Linked DNA regions of Homo sapiens: all the other regions are linked to region 4. A link is a contact called in ENCODE Hi-C or POLR2A ChIA-PET data. All regions are on one chromosome and are shown on one strand. Each heading gives the region's core, a stretch centred on a gene start or an enhancer-like site at or near the end of the contact. The rest is flanking DNA. Distances are from core to core; before and after follow the strand shown. Region 1 holds the start of TIRAP-AS1 (TIRAP antisense RNA 1). Region 2 overlaps LOC124902786 (a long non-coding RNA gene). Region 3 overlaps FLI1 (Fli-1 proto-oncogene, ETS transcription factor). Region 4 holds the start of VPS26B (VPS26 retromer complex component B).

What was found. Hi-C counts contacts between places; a loop is a spot of excess contacts on that map. ChIA-PET counts read pairs that join two places held with the same protein, here RNA polymerase II (POLR2A). Pooled maps may share reads with other maps.
Region 1: a pooled map shows a loop between it and region 4 (7-fold over the local background). The contact joins the promoter of TIRAP-AS1 here to the promoter of VPS26B in region 4. A Hi-C loop is called at or near these places in 2 of 50 pooled maps.
Region 2: a loop to region 4 is called in a pooled map, with 4 times the contacts of the local background. The contact joins the enhancer-like site here to the promoter of VPS26B in region 4. A Hi-C loop is called at or near these places in 1 of 37 single-sample maps with no recorded cell type and 1 of 50 pooled maps. POLR2A ChIA-PET finds 5 or more read pairs at or near these places in 1 of 52 experiments (activated naive CD4-positive, alpha-beta T cell).
Region 3: a map with no recorded cell type shows a loop between it and region 4 (6-fold over the local background). The contact joins the enhancer-like site here to the promoter of VPS26B in region 4. A Hi-C loop is called at or near these places in 2 of 37 single-sample maps with no recorded cell type and 3 of 50 pooled maps.

The regions. Positions count from the first base shown.
Region 1 is chr11:126,301,779-126,306,026 of GRCh38, reverse strand. TIRAP-AS1 (TIRAP antisense RNA 1) reads left to right here and starts at 1,705. Exons shown (of 2, transcript NR_187388.1): 1 at 1,705-1,839. DCPS (decapping enzyme, scavenger) reads right to left here and starts at 1,967. Exons shown (of 6, transcript NM_014026.6): 1 at 1,746-1,967. The coding sequence starts at 1,946. RefSeq lists an enhancer at 1-221 and a silencer at 1,880-2,009.
Region 2 is chr11:128,295,102-128,299,818 of GRCh38, reverse strand. LOC124902786 (a long non-coding RNA gene) reads right to left here. Exons shown (of 2, transcript XR_007062945.1): 2 at 3,670-4,717. Among named protein-coding and RNA genes, the nearest start is that of LINC02098, 89 kb to the right of the region's middle. Within about 2 kb of position 2,623, at least 4 of the 41 ENCODE cell types and tissues checked have a DNase peak (open chromatin) inside an H3K27ac peak, as active enhancers do.
Region 3 is chr11:128,718,900-128,723,273 of GRCh38, reverse strand. All of the region lies in intron 1 of FLI1 (Fli-1 proto-oncogene, ETS transcription factor), which reads right to left. Among named protein-coding and RNA genes, the nearest start is that of SENCR, 25 kb to the right of the region's middle. RefSeq lists an enhancer at 4,087-4,296. Within about 2 kb of position 2,658, at least 11 of the 41 ENCODE cell types and tissues checked have a DNase peak (open chromatin) inside an H3K27ac peak, as active enhancers do.
Region 4 is chr11:134,222,645-134,227,340 of GRCh38, reverse strand. VPS26B (VPS26 retromer complex component B) reads right to left here and starts at 2,670. Exons shown (of 6, transcript NM_052875.5): 1 at 1,996-2,670. The coding sequence starts at 2,218. It overlaps NCAPD3 (non-SMC condensin II complex subunit D3), which reads left to right and starts at 3,374. Exons shown (of 35, transcript NM_015261.3): 1 at 3,374-3,478. The coding sequence starts at 3,415. RefSeq lists enhancers at 1,784-1,933, 2,034-2,093, 2,884-2,933 and a silencer at 2,294-2,763.

The DNA.
Region 1 (4,248 bases), core at 456-2,955, 7.9 Mb after region 4:
GCTTCTCAGTTGTCTTCCATTTTAGGCTTACAAGACCTCTGTCAAGTTCTCCCCATTTCAGAAGATGAAAAACAGACCTTGAGTGACTTGCCCAAGGTCACATGAACAGTCAGCATTGAAACAGAAACCAGAACCTAGGTCTCCCAAGTGACTCCTAGCTCGAAGGCTCTCATGACTAACACCTTCAACAGGTGCTGCACACTGAAGACAGCTGGGCTGAGAGAACCAGACAGAATCGCATACAAAAAAACAGAAAACAAGAAACAAAAACAAACAAACAAACAAACAAAAAACAACAAAAAACAAGGCCCAGCGCAGTCGCTCATGCCTATAATCCCAGCACTTTGGGAGGCAGAGGTGGGTGGATCACCTGAGGTCAGGAGTTCAAGACCAGCCTGGCCAACATGGTGAAACCCTGTCTCTACTAAAAATACGAAAATTAGCTGGGCATGGTGGCAGATGCCTGTAATCCCAGCTACTTGGGAGGCTGAGGCAGGAGAATCACTTGAATCCAGAAAGTGGAGGTTGCAGTGAGCCAAGATAGTGCCATTGCACTCCAGCCTGGACAAGAAGAGTGAAACTCCATCTCAAAAAAAAAAAAAAAAAAAAAAAAGGCGGGTGCGGTGGCTCACGCCTGTAATCCCAGCACTTTGGGAGGCAGAGGCAGGCGGATCACCTGAGGTCAGGAGTTCGAGACCAGCCTGGCCAACATGGTGAAACCCCCATCTCTACTAAAAATACAAAAATTAGCTGGGCATGGTGGCGGGGGCCTGTAATCCCAGCTATTGGGCAGGCTGAGGCAGGTAGAATAGCTTGAACTCGGGAGGCAGAGGTTGCAGTGAGCCGAGATCACATCACTGCACTCTAGCCTGGGTGACAGAGAGGAGAGACTCCGTCTCAAAAATAAATAAATAAATAAATAAAAATTTAAAAACCAGATACACACAGAGGCATGGAAGCCTAGGCCAAGGTTCCCTGATCCTCCCAAAGGTGAGAGTTCCTGCTAGTAGTTCTAGGGAACCCCCTTATCTGCCCTGGCTAGGCCTCCTCACTAGTTTCTGGGGAACCCCCATATCTGCTCTGGCTAGGCCTCCTCACTAGTTCCTGGAATGGTCTCCATCTCTCCTCAGCCCCTGCCAGATTGCTGAGCACGTTGGTATTGGAGCAAGCTGTGTGTATCTGTCTCGCCAGAAATATTCCGTAGTCCTGAAGATCAGGGATGGTAACTTTCGTCTCCACATCCCCAGTACCTAGTTTAGTGTCTGGCATGCATGAAAGTGCGTGCGTAGAACTGAATTAACAATTATAATATATTGTTCTCCTGTTACGGCTGAAGTCGCGTAAGGCAGAGATCACATCTCCTACAGTCTCATGTCGTTTCCACGGACAGGGATGAGCGAGACATCTAACATTGACTGGGTTCCTAGTCCCTGTATACATAAATGGATGATGAATGGCTTGGGGAATGTAACATGTGATCTTTAATCTGCAATGCACTCTCCCAGTAGATATTTCTAGTGGAGACATTAGAAAAATTAGAGCTAGATGTGTTCATTGCCTTAATTTCAAAGGCAATCTTGCCGCCTTTCACCGCCCCTCTATGCATTCTAGTGGCGCACTCCCGCCTCCCCGGAGTGATAATGATTGGTATTTTCCAGCCGAGATCCGAAAAAAAAAAATCTGCCTCCGAGGCGATGATTGGTTCACTGCTTCCCGCATCCCACCTCAGGGTTGCCTCCTGGTACCTTCCCGTGTAGGAAAATGATTTTGTCCCGCGCAGACTCCCTCAGCACCTTCTGCAGTCTGAAGCCGGAGAACGGTAAGCGGACAGGAGCACAGGTACCATTTCCAACTCCTGCCTCCTTTTCCTCTGTGCTGGCGGCGTGGGCCTCCTCCACGTCCAATTCGCGCTTCCTCTTGCCTAGTTGAGGAGCTGCGTCCGCCATGCTGCCGCGGAGGCGGTGTGCGCCTGCGCCCCCTGCGCTGGCCCCGCCCCTAGCCCGAGTCCAGCGGCCTGGCTGGGCTGCTAACTCCCGGCCTACCCTGCTCTGGCACCCGCTCCTGCGGGATGCGTGCCGCGCATGGCGGAGCCCGCTGACCTGTCCCAGGGCGCGCCTTTCAACCGAGTTACTGCCTTTGGCCCCGTTGTGGTGCCGGCCGGCCCTCAGGGAAGGGAAAAGAAGGCTGAGAGTCCCGAAAGCGGCGGGCTAGAGGTGGCTGCGCAGTGAAGAGGGACCCCCAGGCCCACGCCCCGGGGTGGGAGCCGAAGACGCCCTTGGGCCACGGTAGTGTTGGAGCCCTTGTTTGAATACTGACATTTTAATCATAGTTACACCGACGTTGACCAATTATCGGGGAAGCAACGTTTCTGACGCAAATCCGTGAGCCCATTTGATTCCTTGGTCGATTTTTTATACCGAGTATTTAAGCCATTTCCATTTTTCTCCCATTTTAATTACTTTGCAGAAATTTTCATCGTGGTCAGTTTTTTACTTTGTAGACTCAGTACTTTTCTGCTGACAAAAAAGGTAAACGAATATGGCCAGAAGAACCATCTCCACCACCCACTTATTTCCGGGCTAGAGGCATCCCCCTCCTCTCTATTTTGTTTACCTGTATTTCTGCCCTGCTACCCAGGGATATGATTTGCAGTATGATTCGTCTCCCAGGGTTTCGTTTCTCTTTTTTTTTTTTTTTTTTTTTTTTTTTGCCATATAAAATTATTACTTGTAACTTCTGCTGTTGAGGGTTTCTTTGGTGACCATTGTTTCTGGTTAGCCCGTTTTTCACTGGTGTTATTTAACAGATCTAAATTTTGTGAAGAGTTGGTACTTACGGACAGGCGCGGTGGCTCACGCCTGTAATTCCAGCACTTCGAGAGGTCGAGGTGGACGGATCACGAGGTTAAGATACCGAGACCATCCTGGCCAACATGGTGAAACCCCGTCTCTACTAAAAATACAAAAATTACCCGGGCGTGGTGGCCCGCGCCTGTAGTCCCAGCTACTCGGGAGGCTGAGGCAGGAAAATCGCTTGAACGCGGGCGGAGTATTGTAGTGAGCCGAGATCGCACCACTGCACTCCACCCTGGCGACAGAGCGAGACTACGTCTCAAAGAAAAAAAAAAAGAGTTGGTACTTACATCGCTTCAGTCAGCCACACATTTATTTTGCCAGTGATTTGAGTTTAGGTTTTCAGACAGATCTCATGGGTGTGGGACAGTTTTTGCCATTCTCAACGTTAGCAACAAGATGCAATTTACAGTCAGTTTTTGGTCAATAACAAAGTGTACCATGTGTTAGTTTGATTTTTGGATTACTTCTACCAGAAATATAGATTAGGAGTTGGATAAAAGACTACTTTAGGCCAGGCGCGGTGGCTCATGCCTGTAATCCCAGCACTTTGGGAGGCCGAGGTGGGCGGATCACGAGGTCAGGAGATCGAGACCATCCTGGCTAACGTGGTGAAACTCCGTCTCTACTAAAGATACAAAAAAATTAGCCAGGCGTGGTGGCGGGCGCCTGTAGTCCCAGCTACTTGGGAGGCTGAGGCAGGAGAATGGCGTGAACCCGGGAGGCGGAGCTTGCAGTTAGCTGAGATCGCGCCACTGCACTCCAGCCTGGGTGACAGAGCGAGACTCCATCTCAAAAAAAAAAAAAAAAAAAAAGGACTACTTTGTGTGTGTGTGTGTGTGTGTGTGTGATGCAGAAAGCATTATTAGGAGAGACTTAGGATCTGTCCCCCAGGCTGGAGTGCAATGGCGCGATCTCGGCTCACTGCAACCTCTGCCTCCAGGTTCAAGCGATTCTCCTGCCTCAACTTCCTGAGTAGCTGGTATTACAGGCGGCTGCTACCACTCCCGGCTAATTTTTTGTATTTTTAGTAGAGTCAGGGTTTCACCATGTTGGCCAGGCTGGTCTCGAACTCCTGACCTCGTGATCCGCCCGCCTGGGCCTCCCAAAGAGCTGGCATTACAGGCGTGAGCCACCGCACCCTGCCAAAGTAGCTATGTTTTAACAAAAAGAGCCCATAATTGAGAGCCATGAAGTCGGGCCCCAACACTGACTAGCTGTGCAACTTTGGAAAAGTCTCTTAACCTTTCCAGGTCTCCATTTTCCATGTGCCAGCGGCTATTAGTTCTAAGCAAGACAACGAGGCCTCTTCTTTCATAAAATGTATATTCAAATGGGGTACATGAGGTAAACAAGATAATGATTAAGAACTGTTTTTTGTTTTTTGTTTTTTGTT
Region 2 (4,717 bases), core at 1,374-3,873, 5.9 Mb after region 4:
TTACTACCAAAAACTGTTGTGAGGGTTAAATCGGTGAATCCATTTAAGGGGTTAGAATAGGGCCTGCCATGCACTCCCTGCACACTAAATGGTAGCTGCTATTGTCACAGTTACTCCTCATCACCGATCAGTGTTTGGACAGAGGGCCTGGTTCTGGCTTTGTGAAGAATTGTCAGGACAGATTTGGTGCTGTCTCACTACAGCACATGTGAGTGTGAGTCTAAGGAGATTTACTGAAAGCTGTAATTCTAAACCCTGAAGGGCCCTGAGGCCTTAGCAAAGACTGTGGGAAATTTGTAGAGGACACCAGAGAGTCATTGCTTTCACTTACACGATTATTGCTTCACCGGTCTTTTCCCACCCATCAGTGCAAAACAAATCCACAGCATAATAAGAAACATGCATGGAGGTTGGGTCAAGAAGGCAGAGAAGAGCAGAAATCAGCCACAGACCGGTCCTGCTGTTCAGCCTATCCTGTTAATAACCTGCGTTGCCACCCCCTCTTTCCTTCTGGGACTAAATGAGCCACAAGCATGTGAATACACAAGCACACATGATTCTCACAGCCACTTAAAGGAGTGCCTGTTTCTGACCAGGCTGAGCTGTTTCCTTGGGTCAGACAGGGTGATTTTCTTGACTGCAGGCTCTGGACTAAGCATGAGGCACACGTCTTCAGAACAGGGACTGGACCATGATGTTGCCTGGAACGTGGACACCTCCCTGCCCTTCTCTCAGTTTTCACTAGTACATTTAAGCCGGGGAATGAGGCAGAACAGTTGGTTAACCTAGTCATCTACCCACCTAGATATGTATAATTCCCTTCTCAGCCCACATGCCATGTACTACGCTAACCAGCCATTCCCCAGTGGCCATTCCAAATATATTTAAGAACATATTGTTTCTAGATTTATGGTCACTGTAGTAAATCAACTGGAAAGAATCTTATTACCTTAGAAAACACAGCTGGGAATTCACATCTCTTTCCTTAAGCATTTGTCAGGCACTGTCTCTTCTCACCTACGTCTAACTTGCACCCTGATAGTAAATGAAACAAATTAACACTCTGTTAATTTGCCAGAGTGGTCAGGGAGATGATGGGGTGCTTGCGAGAGGCCCTCACTTCCAGAAGGAAAACATGCACTAGCCCACACCCTCAAATCTAATTGAGAGTTCCCCATAGTAAGCCTGACCACCCAGGAGAGCTCCTCTTCCTGGGGCCAAATTCCAGTTTCTAATTCACAAATAAGCAGAGTCTCCTTAATCATTGCACTCAGAGAGCACAGGTCTTGGGTCTGAGCTCCAGTTCTACACCAACTAAACCCTGCACTTAGATAAATCGCCTCTTGGAGGTCATTTCAGTTTTAAATTGTGGGTGGTCATAGTACCCATCTCCTATAATGACATCATGAATGCAAATGCATATTACAGACAGGAAGTGTAAAACAAATATGAAAAGTTCTTGTTGATACTTTTCATTAGAACATATAGATGCAAAAGACTAAGGCGTAGAATGGAACACTCTTATCTATTCATAGCTAGTGCTGAAGATGATGCCAGATAATACATAAACAGGCTAGGAGCACTGGATTGCACTAAACATTGTAGTATCATCAAGTTAAAAAATGAAAGGCAAATCAGAGGAGTAACGCCTTTGTGAACAGGCAAATGTCCCTTTCCACGACACTAAAAGCTCTAACCTTCCCATTTGCCCTTTTTCAGGAGACAATCATTCTAGTTTCATGCCCTTTATCATCTTAGTTGTTCCTACTGAGTGAAAAGTCATCTGGCGAGGTTTGCAACCTAGTACATTTCCTAAGAGGCTTTGTTCATGACAAGGCTGCTTTACTAATCTCAGGAAGCTTCAAGTTTTCTCAAATTTCCAGTTGTAAGTGAAAAATGTACTGGATTGTCTCCCTTTTATATGTTAAAATAATGAGGCATTATTTCAGCACCACCCTTCCCTGTTTCTTTGTTCTAAAAATATAACTCAAGGATTCTGCCAGGTGTTAATTAATCTTCATTAGTCTCTGGAGGGCAGGCAAAGACCTAAGAATTGAGAAATTAAAGCACAAATGTTTAAACAATTAGTATAGAGACTTATCCAAGGTCACCAAATGAGTAACAGAGAAAACGCAGAATCCATGGCTTTCTGATCTTGTCCCCAAAATCCCCCAGGAGAACCATCTTGCATAAATACTTGCATGGCCAACATTTGTAAGAGCAGATGTTTTATCAAGCCAGCTGTACAGCAAGGCCCACCCTTGCCTATCTATTCCTATCTGCTTTTATTATGCTTTGGGGCTCTCGCATGATAAGACCTCCCATATGGTACTTGTATTAACATTAAATAATGGCCATTGTATTGTGTATACTATCACCATAGAAATATTTACTTAGTTGAACACAGACACCGGTCAAGCATGGTGATTAAAAACAAGCTAATCATAAAAACCATTCATGCTCACATCTATTTATAAAATCTGTTTCACTTGTGCCAGTTAAGTATAGGCTTTGTTCTAAACAAACACACGCAAACCTTCTGCACACCCAGAACCATGAAAGGCACCCCTCCTCCCTCTGCAGAAAGCCAGGCTGTGGGGAATGGCCCTATGTGAAGCATCAAGCGTGTGTCTGAGGCTCAACTAGGCTCCTCTGCAGCTGGAGCTGGGCCTGCTGTTGACTTTTACTTTCTTGCTCCTTCATCTCCTCACACTGACACCCTGCCTGGGGTCTCTCAGCCCTCTCATTCTCAAACTACGGTGAGCTCAAAGGCAGCTGGGGTTTTTGTAGTAACTGCAGATACTCCAGATCCACTCATGAGATCTTGTTTGAACTGCTCTGGATGAAATCTAAGATATGATATTCTCAGGAAACACTCAGGTGGTTCTGGTCTTGGGGTCCACATTCTCCACTTGAGAAACGGCCTCTCTAGGGGCATTTCTTGGGACCTCTTGCCTCCTGCCACTCCTTGCCCACAGCAGTCATTGTGGGGTCATCGCTGACACTGCCGAGGGCTGCCTTTAATGCCCTTAAATTTTATTTCAATGGACACCAGTGTTTGTTATAAATGTGTTCCTTAAGTCGTGTGCAGTAAAGTGCATGAGAGCCTGGGCTTTGGAGTCAGAGAATTTGAGCTTTGCTTTGCACTTTGCTGATCATGTGGCCTGGTAAAAACTGTCTAACTCTTTGAGTCCCCATTTTTTTTTTTAACATTTAAAATGGGAATGATAATAGGACTTGCCTCACTGAGGTGATGTAAGGGTGGTGACAATAATACACTTAGAGGATGCAGTGCCTGGCACACCATTTAGGCTACCAACATCACCAGTTGGGAAATAAATTGAGTTGAACTGAGTGGTCCTTTTGGATCAAGGTATTAGAAAATGCCACCTCAGGAAATGTGATGTAAAGAAAAAGACAGAGATGACCTGAATTTGATACCCAGCTCTGCTACCAGAAGGCTGAGTGGCTTTGGCCACATCCTTCTTCCCCTCTGGAAGAAGTTTATAAGATGTTATCTATGAAATTAGGGGACAGGTCCAGAGCAGTGGTTTCCAAACATTATGAACAGGGAAATCCCTTCCAAATATCAATACAGTCATAAAACATACTATAGTTTTTATACTCATGATGGCTCATTGACACTTAATAGCAAAAGGATTTTATGTATTTTGTAATTTTAAAAAATGAATTTACCTTTATTAATTCCAGTCTCATTTACATTTATTTGGGAAATAGTCCTGCTGGTTTTGTATTTTGTATAAGTGGTATTATTTCTAAGACAACAACATTAGGCGAATCGTGAAAGAACTCCACTGCCCCTGGTAGTCACAGACTTTCAGAGTGGGAGCCCCTGGTCCAGACCATTGGTTTTTTATAGATCCCTCCTGTTAACAAAGGCAGTTGTGGAAACTCAAACTCTGAAACAGACACTCTCAGAACTGTTCTGGAAATAGGAGCTGAGGGCCTAATTTAGTTGTCTTCTTTCTCTTCCCTCACTCCTCATCTTCAGCCAGGAAAGATCTGCAAGGCAGTTTTGTTAATTTCCTAGTAACTGAGCACCTCCTGTAGGCAGGCACAGTGCTAGATGCATAGGTTATGTCAGAGAACAAAGCTTCATGCCATCGGGGGCTTCTTTCTAGTGGCCGCGTGCCTCTGAGGTCACTGGCCTGACTTGTCTCCATGTTGGCTCTTACTGTCTGATGCTAGATTCCTGGGCAGACCCAGGATAAATAAGTGAAGCTTGCCTTTGGTCACTGGCTCCTCTTTTGCCTCCTTCTTTTCTGTTTTTTATTGTTTCTTTCTCCACCTAGGTCACATTTTTCCAGGACCAGGAACTGTGTTTGTGATTAGGGACAAACATCTTTCTCCTTCCAGGCTTTGGTTCCCATATTTAGGAAACAAGGGCTGATCCCTAGAGCTACAAGACCCCATCTAACTCTGTAATTGAGTCTAATTAATTCAGCAGAAATAATAGTACCTCATTTAGCCCAACTCTCTTATTCTTCCCCCAGACACTCAAATAGACACTTGGTGGTTTTAGAAACAAGCCAGGCAATGGTAATTAACTTTGAGGCTGTGTTTGACGGGCAAAGTCTAACACTACTATCTCTTTCCAAATGTGAATATTTTAGTCCCTACAACAGACACCCAGGAATATTTTATCTTTAGGCCAAGCAGAGGGGATCTATGGAGAGTGATAGCTATGAAGGCCAAG
Region 3 (4,374 bases), core at 1,409-3,908, 5.5 Mb after region 4:
CCCACTTGCTCCTCTCTTCTCTTTAATTGTGCCATGGTGCCAGCTGTCATGTTGTTATGGAGTGAGTGTTTGTGTCCCTCCCCAGACTCATACATTAAATCCTAACGGACAATGTGATGGTATAGGAGGTGGGATCTTCAGGGGGTGATTTGATCGTGGAGGTGGAGCCTTCAGAGCGGGATTAGTACCCTAATAAAGAGGACCCAAGAGAGCTAGCTTGCCCTCTTTCTACCACGCAGATACACAGTGAGGAAGACAGCCCTCACTAGAACCCGATCATGCTGGCACTCTGATCTCAGACTCCTGGCCTCCAGAACTGTGAGAGATAAGCATTCACTGTTGATGAGCCACCCAGTTATGGGACTCCATTACAGCAGCCTGAACAGCTAGAACAGGGATATTTTTCCTCCCGATTGTTTGGATTCTCCCCCACCCCGCGGTTCCCAGAGCTCGATAGGAGAATGACTGCACGAGGTGTTTCCGCACGGCTTTTCTGCACACTGGCCTCCATCCCTCATTCCCCAGGCTCTGTGCTTTCCCAAAGGGACTTTACCTCATCTGAGTAGCTCCTGATCTAGCAATATTAATCCACCACATCTCAAGGACTGTCATTTTTGTTATAGAATACATCTTTGATAATTTATACATTTTTGGAAGATAGTTGCACTTTCCTGTGGAGGTCACGCAAATCTCTTGGTTCAAATACAGGTTAAAAATGGTAAGATTCTCCCCAGCAGACAAAGCTGCATTGCCTGAAGTCTGAGCAAGCAAATCCTGCAGTGTTTGCTGGCACTCTGGGCAGTGGGCACAGCAGGAATGGCATTGTGAGGGCCACCTCTGGCTAAGCAGCCAAGGTGTCCATAATCACCAAACTGGCATCTCCAGGCTGCTCTGCTCCTTGCCTGAACATCCTCCTCCTGCCCTTCTCCCTTCTCCGAGAAGCATCCCTTGACCTTGTCAGCTTTTCCTCTGCTTTCTCCCCTTCCTCTCCTCCATACCCTGTCAAAATGTTTCAGGTTTTCCATATTCCCAGGACCTTGCTAGGCTCAGCCATATAGTAAATGTCATATAGTCGTGTGTCAAATGTCATATGGTTAAGTCACGTCAGGGGGTAACTTTTACATTTTTACATGAACCTCCTGGACGTTCAAAGGAGTGAACCCATGGCAAGGATTTCAGGCAGACAGAAACGTGATGGAGGTTTCTGCGGGGTGGGTCTTTTGGAGCATCCTACCATACTACCTGGGCTGCCTCCCTCTAAGACCAGCTGCAGACAGACAGGAGAAGCATTCCCACTACTCAAGATGACCAGGGAGCCTCTGACTCTAGCCACTTAGTGGGGCCTTCTTAGGCAGGAAGAGGAGGGAAGCAGATCCCTCAAATTAATACCTGGCCTGAGTCACTGGGCTTGGGATTCAGAGTTTGGAAAGTCACCCAAATGCCTTCATTCCCAAACCTGACCTTCTAGAGAGCCTGGAGCGGGCAAGCTTCAGATTCATTTGTGTCAACATGTTGTTTGGTTAATGTAGCTGAGCATCTAGGCCCATTTTCTTAGAAACAGGAAATCCCAGAGTGCCAAGAGTAAACATCCCAGCCCCCAAAGGTTTGGGTTCATGTAGGAACTCCCTGACCACAAGGGTCTGTGGGTCTGTGTGCTTGAGCCAGGCATGCTCTTGCACCCATAATTGATCTTGTATAAAGAGATGGTCTCTCTACAGCTCAGCAGCTGGACTGTGAGACTGAACCATGCTTGAGGCTGGTTGGGAATAGGCTAAGGACAGGGTCACAATTTCAAACATAAAGCAAAAATGTATTAGGGCCTTTTATAACTTGACAGGCATCTCCCCTGCAATCCCCACCACAGACTCTTCAATTCTAGTTTCTTCTCTTTTTATTCTTTGTTTCTTCTGTGACAGCAGGGACCTCGTCTGTCTTCGCCTCCATTCTTCCATCCCTATATTCTACACCGTGCTGAGAATAGGAGGTGCCAAGTACAGGCTGGCGGAATGAATGAATGATTGAGTGGATGGCACCATGTGAATCAAGGCAGCAGAAGAAGGCATCCCTGAAGGGCTTGACCATTCCAGCTGTCTGTGGTGCATCCTACAGGGGTGAGCTCCACATAGTTACTAGTCTTAAGGGGCTCACAGAGAATTAATTCTCTCTCACGAACTTGCCAGCCCCTAGTTGGCAAGGACAGATTCTCCAGAAGCTTCTCTGGATTAGTTGAGAGAGCTCAGGTTAGCTGGGGCTGGAGGAGAAAACACTGGCTGTGCAGAACTTGACTGGGTGGAGGGGGAAGGGCCGGGGGTGGCCAGAGGCGGCTTCTGTTGCACAGAGGTCCGGCTTGCTCGCCAGACAAAGAGCCCTCAGAAAGCACCTTCCCCACCTCCGCCACACACAGAGAAGGCGCAGAGGGCCTGGCCTCTTTCTTACAAGGAGCCCGGCTGACCCTGTTGCTGTGAGGGGCAGAAAGAGAGGCAGGCAGCTGCTTGGAGACGCGGGAGTCACTGAGCAGGGCCCGCGGAGTCTGACAACGGAAGAAAAGAGGCAACCCTTCTATTATTAGTGGCTGCTTTCCACGTATGTGTAAATCAGACAGCCTATGCAAAAAGAGGCCTCCTGGTAGCAGGAAATTCAGAGTTGTGGGTGTCTTTGTGCTATCAGATCGGGCCCTGGGCTTGCCTGCAATCCGGTCTTGGACGGGCTTCCATCTGGGCTGCATTAAGAGGCACAAGGAGGTGAGCGAAGGCCCGGCTTGGCCTCCCCACCCCCCAGTGTTTCTGGTTTTATGACTCTAGGGGGACTTTGTGACTTTTTAAACATCGTCTTTTCAGCATTTCACGTGGGCTCCTTTTTAGAGCCTATACTGAAGATTTTATGAAAATACAAAAGAGATAAGGCTGCGTCTGTTACAAAATGCCATCCCAGGTCCAGAAGCTGGGCATAACTAAAATAATATATACTATTCCAGAGCCCAGGACTTGACTTCCGTGTTTAGTGGTTTGCTGTACTTCCATCAGAAGTAGTGATATAGTGTAATATTTAATGATACAGGAACATGGCCGTAATTTAATATAAAGAGAATAAAAGGAGGTTACAAAGCAATATGATTCTGGCTAGATAAAATAATACATATATGTCTATATATTTGCATTATAAAGACCGGAAGGAAGGGCACCAAAATATGAATCGGCTGCTTTCTGTATTGTGAGACTATGCGTGCTTTTACATTCTTATTTTGAAATTTTCTATACGTTTTAAATTTTATACAAGGATGAAGTGACACTTCTGCAATCATTATTTTAAAGAACTTAAACGATGCACGTAATGAGTTTTAAAAAAAAGTAAGCCAAGAAACAGAGAAGAAGTAGTAGCACCTGCAGGATGGGCTTACTAACTTAGTCCTGTTTCTCAGCAGCCTTGGGTGGGTTTTCCATGTCCCTTGTCTCCCATGGCCCTGACTCCCTCTCCTCCCTTTTTCCTTGCCCTGCATAGCTCTTGTCCATTTCAGCCGGTGACTCCATGCTGCTGGAGCACCTTGCTTTCTCACAGCACTGACCTGCCCAGCGCCTTGCCCTTGCTTGTCCCAGGAAAGCAAATGAGGCCCCAGAAACATGAGTAGACGGGATGAATGTAATTCAGCTCCCAAAATTTGCAGTAAGTCTCCGTTGCCCTTCAAGTCCACCAGAGATCGTGCCAGTCCTTAGAGCTTAGACTGAATGCAGAGCCCTCGCTGTCTTTGTATAATGCACTCTTTGACAGCTAATTAGGTGGATTTCAGCAACTTCACAATGTCACATCTATCAGAGGCAGGCAGCCTGAGACTCCCAGGGGAACTTATTCAAGCTATAAGTAAATAAATATTACAGATTTTACACACACACACACACACACACACACACACACACACACACGGGAAAAGGGGAGAAAGAGTACACACACACGCAGACCATTTTGTCCTCACAACATTACGAACTGTTTTTTTTTTTTTTAATCTAACTGATGAGGAAACTGAGACTCTGACAGGTCCAGTCACATGGCCGGAAATGGCAGAGCTAGAATTTGAACAGGGTCCTGCCTGTCTCCAAAGCCTGGACTCTCCACCAAAATGCCTTCCCCTCTCCCATACTGCAATCCAGGCAGGCCACTGTGGGTGTAGTGAGTCCCAAAGCTCCGTAATTACAGGGTTCAACTCTGCCTCCAGAATAACCATGACAAAATTTGTGGAAATGTTCACAACAGCTCTTTACTTCCAGGTTCTGAGATCAGAAACGGAAGTTTCAAAATACCGAAAGTTCGTTTATGTTGAACATAGTGCTTAGGCTAAAAGCAGGAAGTCCAAGAAAGCCTGATCTCATGAGATTTTTTCAG
Region 4 (4,696 bases), core at 1,421-3,920:
GAGCCAAAGAATCAATGCAATAACTTTAAAACTGCTACTAAAAAATACCTTGCTCAATAGGCAAGGATTTCTCGACTATTTACTATGCGTAGCATAATATGCTTTGGACTCATCCTGTTTATCCTGGGGTTCTTTGCTAGAGATGATTTTACCCTCCAGAGGATATACAGCAATATCTGAAGACATTTTTGTGGTCGCAAGTGGGGGATGCTACTGTTGTCTGGTCAGTAGAGGCTGGGAATGCTGCTAAACATCCCATGACAACATGCCAAACGATGCCAGACATCACAGTGCTGCTACTGAGGAACCTTGCCATCTACCCCACCATTGAACCCAGAAGCAGGAAAGCAGAAGGCATGGAACTCACTCTTCGGCCCCTTTTCTGGTACACTAAGACCTTTCATATTCTGGCTTTAAAATAACAACAAAGAGCTTCCTGTAAGATCAGCCAGTCTTCAACCTGATTTCATGTTCTTAAATACCAGAGGCAAAATGCTTGAGGCTGAGCAGTGAACCCAAGAGCCAGGCCACAAGGCCTCCTTTTCCCAGGGTTTCTCCTACCTGTGTCTCCGTGTTTCCTGCCTCTGTGAAAAAAAGACGGCAAATTCTTTGCTAAACTCTCAGGATAAGAGAGTTTAACAAAGATTCCCCAAGGAAGTCTCTAAAAACAGAGTTATGTATGCAGTGTGTGGTATCGGTATGGATTCTCTACCAGAGGTGTGTAGCTCACAGGGTATTTACTGTGATTCTACTCCTAACCTAACGACAAAAACAACTTATTTTAAAAGTACCCAAGCATTTTAATAATACACAAGAGTCTAAATAAGGCTTAGAATTGGAGACGACCCAGTCTTGACTGGGAGCTCCCCAAATCACTTTACCATTACTGCCTTTTACTGTCTAGTTCTTATTTGTTTATTTGTTTATTTTTTTGAGACAGGGTCTTGCTGGTTGTCACCCAGGCTGGAGTGCTGTGGTGTTATCACAGCTCACTGCTGCCTGGAACTCCTGGGTTCAAACAATCCTCCCATCTTAGCCCCCCGAGGAGCTAGGACTACCGGCAAGCACCACCACGACCAGCTAATTACAAAAAAATTTTTGGGGGTAGAGGCAGGTCTTGCTATATTGCCCAGGCTGGTCTCCAACTCCTGGCCTCAAGCAATCCTCCCACTTCAGCCTCTCAAAGTGCTGGGATTGTAGGCATCAGCCACTGTGCCTGGCGCTGTCTAGTTCCAATGATTAATAATCATGTTTAAAGCATTGAGAAACTCTGATCACTTAATTGTGGTTTTTAGAAACACCATTTCTTTGTCTTTAAACAGAAAATGTGGTAACTGAAAACTTGCATTCTAATAAAGAAGTCTAAGAAACGCAGCCTAGGTAGTCAGATTTAGACTGAAGATTATGGGTCTTCTTTCTGGAAACATGTACAAGCATAGGTAGTTCAGGGCTGAGGTGAGGTAAGAGAGAACTGGTTAGCTCTCTCACACCACATCTAAAGAGAAAAACGGGTTGGTGCGGGCTCTGGGAAGTGGGGCTCGGTGGACGAGCCTCACTTTGCGTCTGGCAGTTGCAGATGGCCGGGCGATGGGAAAGCCAGTATTGGCAGAGCGGTCTCCCCCTAACAAACCCACCTGCAGGCTATGGCCAGAGCACCTCACCCAGAAATCCTGGGGACAAGAAGCAAAGCCGAGTGCATGCCGGAGACAATGGGGAGAACCCATAGGCAAGGTGCCCATCCCACGAGGCACAGCAGGGCGCTTCCTCCCGCCCTCGCCGTCCCCATCTCCCTGGCAGCGCGCTGTCACTTTTGGCAGGGAGGACAGTAACGCAGGGGGAGTCGCCCACGGGCGGGACTTGTAGCTGAACCCCAGGCCTCAGACTGCAGTTGACAAGCGACTGTGACAGGCCTCGCCGGAGGAGCTGGGCCCTGAATCACCCTGCTCCCCGGCCGGCTGTCGGCGCTGGGGGAGGGGGTCCCGGGGGTCGACTCACCGATCTGCCCGATGAACTCGATCTTGATGCCCTGGTGCTCCAGCCGCTTGTTGGGGTTCTTGAGGGCAAGGCTCACCTTCCCGGAGACCGTCTCCCCGTCGTAGAAGAGGAAATATTTCTCCTTCTTCCCGTCCTCCGTCTTGTGCTCGGCCCGCTTCCTACTCTCTGCATCGTTCAGAAGGATTTCCACCTCCACGCTCTGCCCGAAGCCGAAGAAGCTCATCGCACCGCCGGGCCGGGCGGGTCTCGGTAAGGACCGCTCCCTCGCACCGGGGCGCGGGCTGCCCTAGGTAAAGAAGGCCAGAGGGCCCGATGCGCGAGCGCGCTCGGCCGCCGCGGGGCTGCCTGGCTCCGCCGCTGCCGCCGGGCAGTGGGCGCCGACGGACAGCCGGCTCCACGGGGGAGGGGCACGGCCGGGGGAGGCTGGCGGCTGCGGGCTGCGGCGCCCGAGCAGCAATGCACCGAGGAGCAGTGCCCTCGGCCGAGCCAGTCCCAGCCAGTCCCGCGGCCGGTGGCAGTGGGCGGGCGAGGGTCGGCCGTGCAATGCTGCGGGGGGCAGCCGCACAGAGCCGGGTGTGGGTGGCCTGCGCCTGCCGGGTGGGGTCCAGCGCCGAGCAGCGCTGCGAGCTGCCCAGCCTCCGGCGGTGCAACGCACCGAGGCGCTTCGGCGGCTCCGGGCGGGGGAGGGGGCGGGCGAGCTCCAGCCCGGATGCGCTGGAGCAGCGGCGCGCAGGCGCACCCCCTAACGCTCCTGGGACTCCCGGCAGCCCGGAGGAGAGCTCGCTGCGCATGCGCAGGGAGAGCGCGGCCGGCGCTCCAGCGGTCGGCATGGCAGCTGCTACCTCGCTGGGACAGGCTCTGGGCCCACGCGTGCCGCGCAGTCCCTACAGAACTGCAGTTGTCTTGTCTTCTCGGAGTGCTTTCGGCTACTTTTCCCTTATTACTTTAGCTCGATACACGTTGGGCTGCCTTTCACATTCGGATATTACGCTGTTCGAGTGCTGACGGGAAAGGCAGCCCTTTGACACGCACGCGAAATGTCGCCTGACGAGGGCAAAGGTGACAGTTACTACCGGAAGTACCCTATCTCAGATACCCTTTAGATTTTCCCCCATTGAAGAAAAACGAGGCGGGAAAAACGCTGTTAGGGTTTAACTCAGGCCCTGGCTCCTTCTCGAACGAATTAGCGGAACACCCGCAGGAGCCTTGTTTGGCTTCCACTTTTCGGCCCGCCCAGTTCTCTGAGCGTGCGGCGGACGACGCCGGTGATTGGTTGAGCGAATGGAAACGGCTCGGCGCGGTGGTTGGCCAGTGGGAAATTCTGTACGTTGTGATTGGTCCACAGGAACGACTCGGCGCGCGCGCGGGAGCGAGCTTTGAAAGTTGAGCACGGCGGCGGCGAGCCGGTGCCCTGGGATCATGGTGGCGTTGCGGGGCCTTGGTAGCGGCCTGCAGCCCTGGTGTCCGCTGGATCTTAGACTCGGTGAGCAGATGCAGCCGGGAGGCCCGGGGGCCAGGGCGAGGGTCCTATGCGTCCCCGACGATGCCTAAGCCCGGGCCGGGGTGCCGGTGGGGGCGGGGTGGGGGCGCCCGGCTGTCGGCGGTGCCTGGGGTCCCCAGGGCCGTGCCACGCCAGGATTGCGGCTAGCCAGGTTTCCCGTGGGGGCTCAAGCCGGCCAGGCCACCCTTAGAATAAGCGAATGTTGGCCAGTCTCTTCTAGCGCCTGTGCATCTGTTTTCTCGGCCTTCCCCTTCTTCCTGTGCGTGTCTTCGTGCACCTATCTATTCTTACCTATTAAGATGGTTTTAAATTGCAAATCTCTTTCTTCCGCCAGACTTATTTCTTGAACTTCATGTTCATAGGTTCCACTGGATGTCTCACATGCAGACATCATCAAACGTCACATGAGTGAAAATGGGATTCCCAAAGCCTGCTAATGGCACCATCCAAGCCACCAACCCAGGAGTCATGGCATTTCTGCTTCCCCTTTCATGCCCACTACCACTGTCCTGCCTCTGAGGTGTCTCAGGGCAGCCCCGCTCCATTCCTGATGCTGCTGCCTTCATCATAGCCTCGAGCAATTGCAGGAGTATTTTAGCTGCTTTCTGATGTTAACTGTGCCAGCCCATCCCCCACACTTTTGCAGAACGACTTTTGAAAACACAGCTTTGAATGTGTCAAGCCTGTACACCTTTAATGTTTCCCCTTTGTTTCCTAAATAAATGACCACATCCTTGGCATGCTTTATAAGAGCTGCCATTCTCTCCAGTTTGATTTTCCAAGAGCATAACCTTTGGAGTCGGACACACTTGGATTGTTCCCTTGGCTCTACCCCATAGCATCCATGTATTACCGTGCAGGTTGTTTATCCTTGCTAAACCCCTGTTTTCTGATCTGTCAAATGGGGAGTACAATATCTACCTCACAGGGGTTTTTGTAAAGATAAATTTGTACTTGCCACATAATAACTGCTGAACAGATACTAATACCCACAAGCAAACACTGTAACAATTTTGTTCATTTAGAAACACTTTAATTTCTTTCCCTTTGTGTGCTTTGTTACACTGTGCTTGCTGGGAGGCACTTTTCTGCATTTATTTGCCTGGCAAAACTCTTACATTCAGGTCCAATTGAAGAATCATCTTATTCCTCTCCCTCCTCCCCCAGTACTATTCCCTATTAAGCTCTGTAGCATTTTAC